2 separate regions of the Homo sapiens genome follow, and region 1 is linked to region 2. A link is a contact called in ENCODE Hi-C data. All regions are on one chromosome and are shown on one strand. Each heading gives the region's core, a stretch centred on a gene start or an enhancer-like site at or near the end of the contact. The rest is flanking DNA. Distances are from core to core; before and after follow the strand shown.

What was found. Hi-C counts contacts between places; a loop is a spot of excess contacts on that map. Pooled maps may share reads with other maps.
Region 1: a loop to region 2 is called in a map with no recorded cell type, with 4 times the contacts of the local background. The contact joins two enhancer-like sites. A Hi-C loop is called at or near these places in 3 of 37 single-sample maps with no recorded cell type and 6 of 50 pooled maps.

Annotation. Positions count from the first base shown.
Region 1 is chr2:36,529,149-36,535,201 of GRCh38, reverse strand. The region is part of intron 13 of CRIM1 (cysteine rich transmembrane BMP regulator 1); the gene reads right to left. Among named protein-coding and RNA genes, the nearest start is that of FEZ2, 66 kb to the left of the region's middle. Within about 2 kb of position 3,968, at least 3 of the 41 ENCODE cell types and tissues checked have a DNase peak (open chromatin) inside an H3K27ac peak, as active enhancers do.
Region 2 is chr2:35,969,486-35,975,626 of GRCh38, reverse strand. No RefSeq gene overlaps it. Among named protein-coding and RNA genes, the nearest start is that of CRIM1-DT, 380 kb to the left of the region's middle. Within about 2 kb of position 1,711, at least 3 of the 41 ENCODE cell types and tissues checked have a DNase peak (open chromatin) inside an H3K27ac peak, as active enhancers do.

The DNA.
Region 1 (6,053 bases), core at 2,719-5,218, 560 kb before region 2:
CCCTCCTTTTTACCCTCCCTCCCTCCCTCCTGTCCTCCTTCCTTCCCCCTCTCTCCTTCCTTCCCCTTCCCTCCCTCCCTCCCTCCCTCCTTCCCTCTCTCCTTCATTCCTTCTTTCCTTCCTCTCTCCATACACATGAGAATAATGATGGGAAGAACTTAGACTGAGCCTGGACACTGCATTGAGGACATTAGTTTTGGCCATCAAATTTAGAGTCTATTTTGCTGAGAATTCTTTATGAAAAGAAGCAATGTTTGATAGAGCAGTATCACTGATTATATTTTACATGAACCTTGGCCCATACAATGCAATATCACTGAATAAAATTTGAGTAACAGTGTTACCGTACAAAGAAACCAGACAGGAGGTAAAACTCCTCATTCCATCTTGTCCATAACTCTTCTGACTCAAGGCCAAGCAGTGGTCTATACTGTCTATATTCTTTTTTTTTTCTTTCCTTCCTTCCTTCCATCTTCCTTTTCCTTCTTCCTGTCTTCCTTTTCCTTCTTCCTGTCTTCCTTTTCCTTCCTGTATTTCCTTCCTTCCTTCCCTTCCTTTCCCTTCCTGTCTGTATTTTCCTTCCTTCCTTCCTGTCCCTCCCTCCCTCTTCCTGTCTCTCCCTTCCTTCCTCCCTTCCTTCCTGTCCCTCCCTCTCTCCCTTCCTTCCTCTCCCTCCCTTCCCTATCCCTCTCTCCCTCCCTGTCCTTCCCTTCCTTCCTGCCTATATTTTCCTTCCTGTCCCTCCCCTCCCTCTCTCCCTCCCTTCCTGTCCCCTTCCTTCCTGTCTGTATTTTTCCCTTCCTTCCTTCCCCCTCCCTCCCTTCCTTCCCCTTCCCTCCCTCTTTCCTTCCCTCCTCCTCCCTCCCTCCTTTTCTCCTTCTTTCCTTCCCCCTCCCTCCTTCCTTTCTCATCCCTCCTTCCTGTCCCCTCCATCCTTTCTTTCCTCCTTCCCCCTCCCTCCTTCCCCACCCTCCTTCCTTCCTTATCTTTCCCATCCTTTTCTCCCTCCTTCCTTCCCACTCCCTCCTTCCTTCCTTCCTTCTTCCCCCTTCCTGCCCTCTCCCTCATTCTTCCCTCCTTTCCCCTCCTTCCCTCCCTCCTTCCTTCCTTTCCCCTCTCTCCTTCCCACTCCCTCACCTTCCTTCCTTCTCCCTCTGTCCTTCCTTCTCTCCTTTTCACCCTCCCTCCCTCCTTTCCTTCCTTCCTTCCTTCCCCCTCTCTCCTTCCTTCCCTTTCCCTCCCACCCTCTTTCCTTCCCTCTCTCCTTCATTCCTTCTTTCCTTCCCTTCCTCTCTCCACACACGAGAATAATGATGGGAAGAACTTAGACTGAGCGTGGACCTAAAGCACCTGGCTATGATGTGTGGTGTTTTCTGAATGATACTGACCTATGTAGAATAATTTCAACTGATGTATCAAAACCACAGAAGAAATATCAAAGATCAAATGCTGAGCTACAGCATACAGGGTTTATGTAAATACTCTTTCAGTAACTGTATGAGATCACTGTCTAAAAGAATATTTATAAAATGATATTATGAGAAAGAACAACCACTCTGAATGCCTTGGAGGCAATGGGAAAACCAATAACTTTTTTCTTTTTCTCAAGAGACAGGGTCTCACTCTGTTGCCCAGGCTGGAGTGTAGTGGTGCAATCATAGCTCTTTGAACTTCTGGGCTCAAGTGATCCTCCTACTTTAACCTCCTGAGTAGTTAGGACTACTAGTATGCACCATTATGCCTGGATAATTTTTAGGGTTTTTTTTTTTTTTTTTTGTGGAGATGGGGTCTCATTGTGTTGGCCAGGCTGGTCTTGAACTCCTGGCCTCAAGCTAGCTACCTGCCTTAGTCTCCCAAAATGCTGGAATTATAGGCATGAGCCACCAACACCTTGCTCAGTATCCTCATTTCTTTTCCTAGATACACTGTCTCCTTCAATGACACATAGGGACCCATTTGCGAAAACGCCATCAGGAAGTTTTGGAAGCTACCAGGTTTAAAGGGAGATGTGGTAGCTATTCCATGCAATTCGAGGTTCTATAAATTAAAATAATAGTCACTGTAGTCTTTTGGGGGAAACAGCATAATCTAATTGAGACTACATATAAATGTATTTTAAGCACTCAGCCTGAAGAGGGATGTAGAAATAAAGACTGGGAATATCCAACGAAAAATAACCAAAACAGTTTATGTGTGGCTATCAGGGTTGTGCCATTTAACTCTAAAGGCTACGTTTATTATTCCAACTGGTTTGCTTATTCTGACAATTAAGTTTTGTTCTTTGATACCTAATAATAATCGTAACTTCCACTTACTGAATGCCCACTACATACCAGGCCCTGTGTTAAGCATGTTACCTGCATCAATGCCATTTGATCTCCATTGCCCAATGGGTCAGGGTATTGTTTCAATTCTACAGAAAAATGAGGCACAAGATTCAATCAGTTGTCCAAGATGCACAGCTAGGAAGTGGCAGGGTGAGGAGGGGAACCACAGCGGGTCTGGTTCCACAGTCCGCCAGCACCTCTGTCTGTTGTGTGCCAAGCCGGATAACCTGTGGAGGGACCACTTGCCCGGACAAGGATCAATCAGTGCCACACAAACAAGCTGTTACTTCTCACTGACTCTTGAAAATGGGGACTCGAATTTATCTTTGTCTTCAAAGATAAATTGTCCTTTACCTGACTGCATCATACCTCACACAGTGCTATCAAGGAGTGGAGATAACCAAGTGGGTTATTTAGGTAATTTAGGATTCCTGGTCCTCCTTAGGAACATCTCTGTTTAACACTTCTCTCTCCCCTCACAATCTCTCCCTCCCACTCTCTCAAAGAGGATTAGAGGAGAATGTTCCAAGGAAACCATGAGGTATGACACTAACATAATAACGTTTATTTTTAAAACAAACCAATCAGGGGTTATATATCCAAATAAACATGATCCCCTTCTAAGTAGTCCTGGTAGGCTGTAAACTCTTCCAATGGTACTGCCGCTGCTGCACAGCTTTGGAATTTTCCTCTTGCGATGGCGTCCAGGGCCAATTTTGAAACGTGCAAAGAAGATGGTTACTATTTCACAGTTACACCTTGGTTTAGATCGGCTTCGCTACTTATTTTTCTCAGCTATGGCCCCTATCTTATCCGTCAGATTCAGTTTGAAATGACTTTTGGCCTCTTTCAGAAACAAAGTCTCTGCAAGAATACAAAGATTTACTTCTGCCATCACCGTCAACTACGTCAGGGACCTGGAGCCCTTTGCTGGATGCAGCTGGTCCTTCCATGGGGCTGCTTACCTCATGGGATGCTCAGACAAACATCTTCTTTTCTTTTGGGATTCAGATATGAGCAATATTATCTTGCATCACATATGATTACAATAAAAATATACAATGTCTTTCAGCAGTAGAGTCTGGAAAATTCAGTGTGGGTTCCCTCCTGCCTATTTTCCCTCAATTCTGGTTCATATCACAAGAGGAGGAAGAAGCGGCAAGGCCTTGAAATGTTAATTCCTTTCCGGTTAACTTCTTCAACTGTTTAAACTTCATTATCTTACCTCTTTTCAAGATAAGAAAAGAAGACTTAACAGGCTGTTAAGGCTGGACTTTGTTTTTACTCCTGAGCTATTTTAATTATGCCATAAAACTAATTAACAGCTAGGGAAAATCTAGAACTGTGTTATTTTCTTCCTCTACAAAGATCCAATTTAGTATTCCAGGAGTCACTGAGATGGTGGCACAGCCCTGCTCTGAAACTGACCATGATGTAGGATATACATGAGCCTCTGGAAAAAAAAAAAAACAAAAAACCAAAAACCAAAAACGCATCTCCAGATTCTTCCTCCTCTTTCCTCTGTGGAAGGATATAAAAACCAAAATGGACTCTAACCTATGTTATAGTTGGATTTCTTGATTTCTGCCTAGGAGGCAACTTCTTACATAGATACTTCAATTTCTAAATCTGGTGGTCATGAAGTCAGAGGCTTGGTGTGGGAGTAACCTCCTGGGAGGAAGTCAGGCTGCTTTAGAAATTGCATCAGTTCTTTCAAATCTCCTGCGTACTATTTAGAGTCCTGAAAAGTAATTTACTCTGGGATCCTGGTGGCCAAGAAGCTAAATGCAGCTCTTAATCTCAGAATAAGTCTCACTGCAAAACAAGCCAACACAGTACTATAACGGGGGCATTTGTTCTTCCCACACATTGAGATCAAGGCCCCCCGAGTGTCATCCTAAGTGTTGGGGATGCAGACGTGAACAAGGCATTCAAGGCCTTGGTCCTCAGGAGACGCTCCTGCACCCAGAGGGTCTCGTCAGCTTTGTGGGAGTCCATATCCAAATGGATGAGCCCAGTGTCTGGAAAAGACGCGCAGACAGCTGGTCCTGCTAATAACATGATATTACAGTTTGGGTTCTTAAGTTTGAGGTTTGAGGGATTTACAGAAAACTTCAGTGAAGTCATTTAGGCAGGCATACAAAGGGCCCATGTATACTATGGGTAACATGAGATTTAGAAAGGGGAGCGGTAGAAAAGGCAGCCAAGTATTACCAATGACATAGCTGACCTGGGCAAGAATAGGGGAAGTACTTCTAAAAATGTTAGTTTATACCTGTAACAATGCATTACAGCACTCTCTAAGCCACAAAGGAATAAAATACCACTTTCATTTCACTTTCTAACAAGACACTGAAATCCCTGGCTTGTCATGTGCTTTTCATTCTGTATTGTCGGTCACATGCTGGGCACAAACTCCACACTTGGAGAATAAATAGAATGTGAGCACCTCCTGTTTGAGAAACTGGCTTCACTTGTTTTTTTAAAAAACATAAAGAAGAGACTTAAACACATGGAAATTGTAATGATGCAGGGATCTGAGAAAATAATGTACGGGCCACTAAGAACTCATAGACAGAAGATGATGACTGATTTTCAATGCGCTGACTCACCAGGCCTTTACAGACTGTAAAAGAATGAAAAGATGGAACTCAACTGAAGTCTTGCTCAAAACAGATGCAGGGGGCCTAGACAATTTCAATGAGGCAGAGATCTAATACACAGTCATTCTGTCAGGAAATGATTAAAGAATTCTGGTTAAAAATGCAACAAATGCTTACTGATTTAATTAAATCTTTGGGTATTTTACTTTATAACTTTTAGCTTCCAATAAAAAAAAATCTGATCTTAATCCATCTTTCTTTTAAAAAAATGAGGTACATGCTGTCATGTCGGCTGACTCCTACCTCTCCATACTGCCTCAATCTTAATTGCTGTGAAAGCAGATTTGGCCACAGTTTAAGGCTTTTCTTAGAATTCCATTTTTGTTTTATTTTATTTCATTTATTTCTTAGGGTAGGAAGTGCAAGTAATTTATAAAGGTTAAAAGAGCCTATCAGATTTCTTCAACATACTAGAAAGAAATAGGTGATTGCTCAGGCTTCCAAGTCCTAGTTCTACAAAAAGAAATCTCACCAAACTAGTAAACACAGTCACTTTTGGCTGAGAACCACTGCATGCAGAGGACACAATTTCTCAGTAATAGAGCTTACTCCTTGTGTTAAGCATTTGTTATGGGTTGATTAAGCACTTCATGGATAGTTGTTGAAGGAAACATTTTATTTTCAACTTTAAATGTGGTCTCATGTCATAGTAGGGCCTACAATCCAAGATGCATCTACAGGTACATGGACATTATTCACATAAATCATTTTGGAAATATAAAAATGTCATTTTAAAAGGCAGGCAGAAACAACTAAAGATCAAGGTGGCCCAAATAAGGAGGAAGAAATACAACTTCTTTTAGGACTTAAAAGAAGCAATCCATGTAAAAGTCGGGGTATACCATCTTGTTAAGAAAACCTTAACGTAGAAGCCATTGGACCTTCCAGATTGGCCAGTTTCTGCACCTATAGAAGATGTTTTATCTGGTCACAGTCCAAGTCCTGTTAAGAAGACTCTGCCAGCAGTCTCCAGAGGGTTCTTATCAGGTGGGCCCTCTTGTGATGGGGTCTTCCCCCATATCCTTGACCACTAGAGGGTACAAAATCAGGTTTGGCCTCCTGG
Region 2 (6,141 bases), core at 462-2,961:
TCTCTGTGATAATGGCTGTTCTTCATGCTAAAATTATCTATCTAGCATATTGCAATCATTAATTTCATTGGCTGTTTATCCAACTAGACAGTAAATTGTTTTCTATAGAATAGAGACAAAGTATTACTAGCCAATGCATACATATGTATGTATGTATGTGTATACACACACACACACACACACACACACACACACACACACACACACATATATATATATATTCAAACCTACTATAATCCCTTAACTGTAATGGTTGCTGTATAGACAAGAATAGAATCTAGAGTATTTACCCTCTCTAATTTTACCGTCTAGCTGGGAGCAAAACAAGATGTAAGGTATATATTAAACCAAGACCATTCAGGAAGTAAACTGTGTAGCAGTGCCTGTAAGTGAAGAGATGAGAAGAAATCCAAACTAACATATTTGAAGAAATATCACCAGAGGTGGGATTGGAGTTGGGTCTTGGAAAATAAATAGTGTCTGAAAACATGAAAGAAGAATACAGTTGATTTCAAAAGTGAGGAATAATGTGTGGAAAAAAAAGAGTATTCAAATAGGAAGACAGGAAGTCAAATTGTCTGTTTCCAGATGACAAGATTGTATAATTTAGAAAACCCCATCGTCTCAGCCCAAAATCTCCTTAAGCTGATAAGCAATAAAAAATAAATAATTTTTAAAATAAATAAATTATCTTTCAAAGCAAATTTCTTACCCATAGTTAGGATAATGCTCTTGCTATATATCTCTAGAATAACCTTTAAATAACTTTAAAATAAATGATTCATTTTTGTTAGAGGCAATAAAATAAAATGAGATATTTAACATTTAATTTACAGTTCTACATGCATTTTCAGATTCTGCTTTACTGTGAGGACTGTTACTATAGTAAAATAAACCCTAATGTAAAGAATGTGATGGGGTCATGTGTGTGTGTGTGTGTGTGTGTGTGTGTGTGTATATATATATATATATATATAAAATTAAATAATCTGGTATAATCTAGAATTCATTTTTTAAAAGAGATCAGAAAAATGCTGCTTGAAACAGGTGTAAACCATGGATGATAAAGTTCTTTGTTGCCCAGGGATGTTAAATGGATTACACAGTAATGTGAAAGTGCCAATCCTATAGTTAAGGTTGAAAAAGTCATTTCCATTTAAAATTTCTATTTCTTATATGTATATATTTTAAAGTCTTGTTTGCTGAAATTTTTCATGCTTCATCTAAATTTTAGCCACATATTGTGAGGTTACAGAAAACTTCATTTGGCCAATTCTGAGGCATCTAAATGTGTCCACAAGGGATTCGGCATCAAGCCTGATGCAACTTACCTATTTATATTCATACATGTTAATGTGGGATCCCTCCCTCCCTACAATATAATTTAGCTCTTACTGTGTGCATAATTTTATATTTTGCTATTTAAAACGCATGGTCATGATCATTTTGCCATTTTATTAAATATTAAATATTATTAAATATTAAGTTTTAGATGTTTAATGATGATATTTTTATTATTTTTTATGGTTAATTACATCATTTCAGTTTTGTTTTGGTTTCTTTTTGCTATTATAATTAACTCTGTGAATAAAACACCTGTTGTAACAACGTCATTAAGTGCCTTGGAAATTCAGTGCTTAAACAATGACTGGCAGGTGTCCAGCTATGACTGCACAGGAACTTTGTCTCTGATGGGACAACACCAAGGCATGACTTCAACTCCTGAGTTTCCCTGAAGAATCAGCTGACGCTTGCCTGGAACGTTCCCTGAAATCGCACCCTTACTTGGCTTCCTCTCTTTTTCTCCTTCTACTTCCTTCACTTGTTTACCACTTTCCCATGGGAGCATTTCCTTGATAAATCACTGGCAATAAATCCCTGCCTGGGGTCTGCTTCTGGGAAAACTGCCCTAAGACATCTTTTCATAAACTTATGATTATTCTCATAAGATAATGTCTTAGAATTATTCAATCACAAGGTCTACACCTTTTTAAAGTGTTTGATAGATACTGCCTATTTGCTCTCTGGAAAAGTTGTATGAACTTAAGTTCCTGCCATCAACATACACATGCTCCTTCCATAGCACCCTCTGGAGTATTATCAATTATCATTCGAATAAATCCTTGTCTTGTTAATAAGTATATTTTATTTTCAGAATTATTTTGGGGGCTCTTTGCTGAGAAGCTTCTGAAAAGAATTTGGTCAAACTTTTCTGAGATTGTGAATGGTTACAGTATGATGCTTCTACCATTCCTGGGAACAAAAGGCTTCATCTTGTCTGGAGGTAGAGGTGGGCCCCTAGTGGCCATATATGTGCTATGTGGAGACTCTGATCCCATGTTATATCTAATGGGACTTGGAGTAGACATCTGATTAATTTGGGTCCATTGGATCCTCTTTTTGTGAATATGAAACTGAGAGTTAAAGCCAGAAAGTCTAAAAAGCCACAGAGACCAGAAAATGTAGGGAGTGGGACTATATTTATAGCAGCAACCTAAAAAGGAGATCCGCCAGTTCACATGTAACAATGGACTGGAATAGTGGGCTTAAAAATGGATTCATGCTCAAATATGAAAGTATGATAATTAAAGGAACTGGTGTGGCTGAACAGAGAGTAAAAAAGGGACTCCTCAATAAATGATACTGGGAATACTGTTGAATGGAAAGGTGAATATGAATCTCTACTTCATAACATACACAAACATCAAATTCAATTGGAACAATAACAAATAACAGAAGTAAAATTGTAAAACTTCAGAAAAGAACAAGGGAGAATAAAGGCACATCCTTGCAGTATAGAGGAATTTTTATACAAGACACAAAGAGCTCTTATGATAAGGAAAAGACTGAGAAATTTGCTTATATTCAAATGAAAAACTTCTGGTCTTCAAAAGTGACCATTGAGAGAAAGAGATAAGCCAAGCTATTTGATAAACATCATAACCAAGATATTATTAATACCCATACTATATAAAGAATGCCTATAAATTTAAAAAGGCAACATTGTAGAAAAATGGGCAATAAGTATATATAGATACTTTTTGCTAGGGGAAATATGCATGACCCACAAACATATGAAAATATGCTTAGCCTCCTTAGTAGTCAGGGAAAGGCAGATTAAGTACAATAAAATAAGATTTTCATCCACCATAGTGGCTAAAATTTATAAGTTGGATAGAACTAAATATTGATAAGTATGTTGAGCAATGGAAACTCTCATGGGCTGTGTTTCAGAGTGTATTGAAAAGAGCTCTTTGAAAACCTATTTGAAATTATCTTTTAAGTTTTAAAATTTCCATACCAAAGACTTCGAAAATTTCACTTGTAGATACACAGAGCTTACAGAAACAGGGGCACGTGTATACCTGACGATGTGTATAACACCACCCTGTGCAAAATTTTTGTAATAGCAAAAAAGTGGAAGCAGCGCAAATGTTCATCAGCAGTAAGATGGCCATACTATATTTTAGTATATTCATATGTTGATAGATCATAGAAAATGAAGCCACAGCTACATGCATCAGCACATATGAATATCAAAAATAGTGTTTAGTATAAAAGCATAGACTATACACAGTAAACATGTCAGCTGGAAATTAAAAGTAAAAGAACACATATATGTGTTCACGTATAACACACACAACTAGAAAGACAAGTAAAACAGTAATAATTAACACCAAAAATTAAGATTGCGATTAAATCAACCTAAAGAGCCTGAGCAGAATAGTCATACTGCCGGGCTGAGGAAGTAGAGGATTAAAGTTCCAGTCTGCTGAAACTGCAGGTATGGAACAGCATACCTAAGGAGAGGAGCTGAACGGTGAGGAAAATCCAGAAGTTTGTGGGAGTTCCTCATATATAATTGGCCAAGGATTGAGCTGCACATATGCAGGGCAGTATTCACAAGACCTAGAAGAGATTTCCTGCTTCAAGGCTGAGAGCTAGAAGAGGTCAACTCATATTAGAGGTCATGCAGTTTAGGAAGACATTGGAGAAAACCCTGTTCCAAGCTGCAGACAGCTAACTTCTTGTTGTATATTCACATGGTCAAGAGCAGAGCAAGAGAGCTCTCAGGCATCTCTTTAACAAAGGCATTAATCCCATTCACGAGGGCTCCACCCTCATGACTTAAATTACATGCTAAAGGCTCTGCCTCCCAATATCATCACACTTGTTGTTAGGATTTCAACATACAATTTTGAGGGGACATAAACATGCAGTCAATAACAAAAATAATAGACCAAAATACAATCATATCAATAATATTAAATGAAAATGGACTAAAAACTCCAACTGAAAGGCATAGGTTGTCAGACTAGATAAGTATCAAGAATGAGCTCTAAGCCATCAACAAGAGAGATATTTCTGTTTAAAGTAAAAATTCAGAAAGCTTTATTTATTCCGCTGTTCAGTCTCTGCTTTCAAGATATTGCCTTAAAATTAAATCATCTTTATCTACCCTTAGCTATATTAATACAACTTTTAAGTTACGCCTCTCATTCCATCCTCTTTGAACTATATTACCATGATACTCCCAAATACACACTTTTAAGTTAGTTGTCACCTTAGATGAAACATACCCAAGGGTGACTTCATCATTCTACCCATAAGACAAATTTCCCCTCTCAATTATTTTCTGTTAATAAAATTATCATTTTTGCTAATTTTCTAAGTTCAAAACCCTGAATTCAACTTATATTCCATCATCTTTTAATGACTAAATCACATTGCGTTTTTTTCAAAATGTCTCTTTTCACAGCCACAACCATTTACATTATTATTATTACCTGTGTTTCATAGAGTAGCTACGAAGTGTTTAAGCAAAGATAAGGTTATTTGTATGTGCTTATTCTGCACACATTTTAATTTTTACTCATGCTCATCTTGGCATTTTTTCTATGTTAATGGACGGAAGTCATTAAAAGAGCTCCTGATAACTGTTATTAGATTTTTACTTGATTTCCACTGAAATTCAAACTCACAGAGTTTGTAGTCACTTGGTGCTGGAACTCCCATAAAATATTTATTATGGAAAAAACATTATACCAGCATAAGAAGAAACACAAATGTATCTCCAATTCCTTTGTACTTGAAAATTACACTGTTTAAATTATAAACTTTAAGAGATAAATTTTTGTATTCTGCTTCCAAGTTAACCATATATTTTGTTTCTCTTAAAAGGTCTCTGTACTTTATTTTTAACTTCTATATTTCATCAAGTCAGTGTAACATGATTTAAACTGTCCCTCATTGTTAAATATTGGGGCTCTTTAATAATTTTTTTTCTATCACACATAATTCTGCAATGCTTATTTTCTGCATACTTTATTTATTATGATTAATATTAAGTAAACTCTCAAGAATTAGATTGCTGAGTCAAAGAATACAGACATTTTTTATGATTCTTGATTATATTTTACCCAAATTATTTCCAAATGTGTTGCAATCACTTTTGAACTGGCCTAAAGCAATGTGTCTTGAATGCCACTCTGATTAATTCTTTTCTATAATAATTTATTTTGAAATGATTTTGAACAAACAGAAAAGTTGCAAGTTTAGAACAAAGAACTATATCCTCCCTGCCCCTCCATCCAGGTTTCTTAGCTATTACTATTTCATTGCAGCTGCTTCATCACTTTCTCACTTTCTCCATTATCATTTGTTATTTTTTTAGAGTATGTTTGAGAGCAAGTTGTACTCTTAATGCCCCATTGTCCCTAAACACTCCAAAACAAAGTACATGACCACATACCTATTTCCAAGTCAGGAAATGAACATTGATACAACACTACCCTCAAATCCACAGACACCATTCAAATTCTATCAAGTGATCTAAAACGGTTCTTTTTTCTTTATGTTCCAGAATCTTATCCAAGAACAAACACTGTATTTGGTCATGATTTATTTTCAGTCTCTTCTGTCTTGGAGCAGGTCTCAATATTTTCCTGGATTTCATATCATTGATAGTTTTAAAAAGCACAAGCCTTACATTCTGTAAGATGACATTCATCTTTGGTCCATTTAATGTTTCCTAATGACCAAACTCAGATTCAGGTAATTATTTTTGGCACGAATACCACAATAACGAAGCTATGCTTTTCTTAGTACAACTCAGCAGAGAAGAGAAAGTCTTTTCAGCAC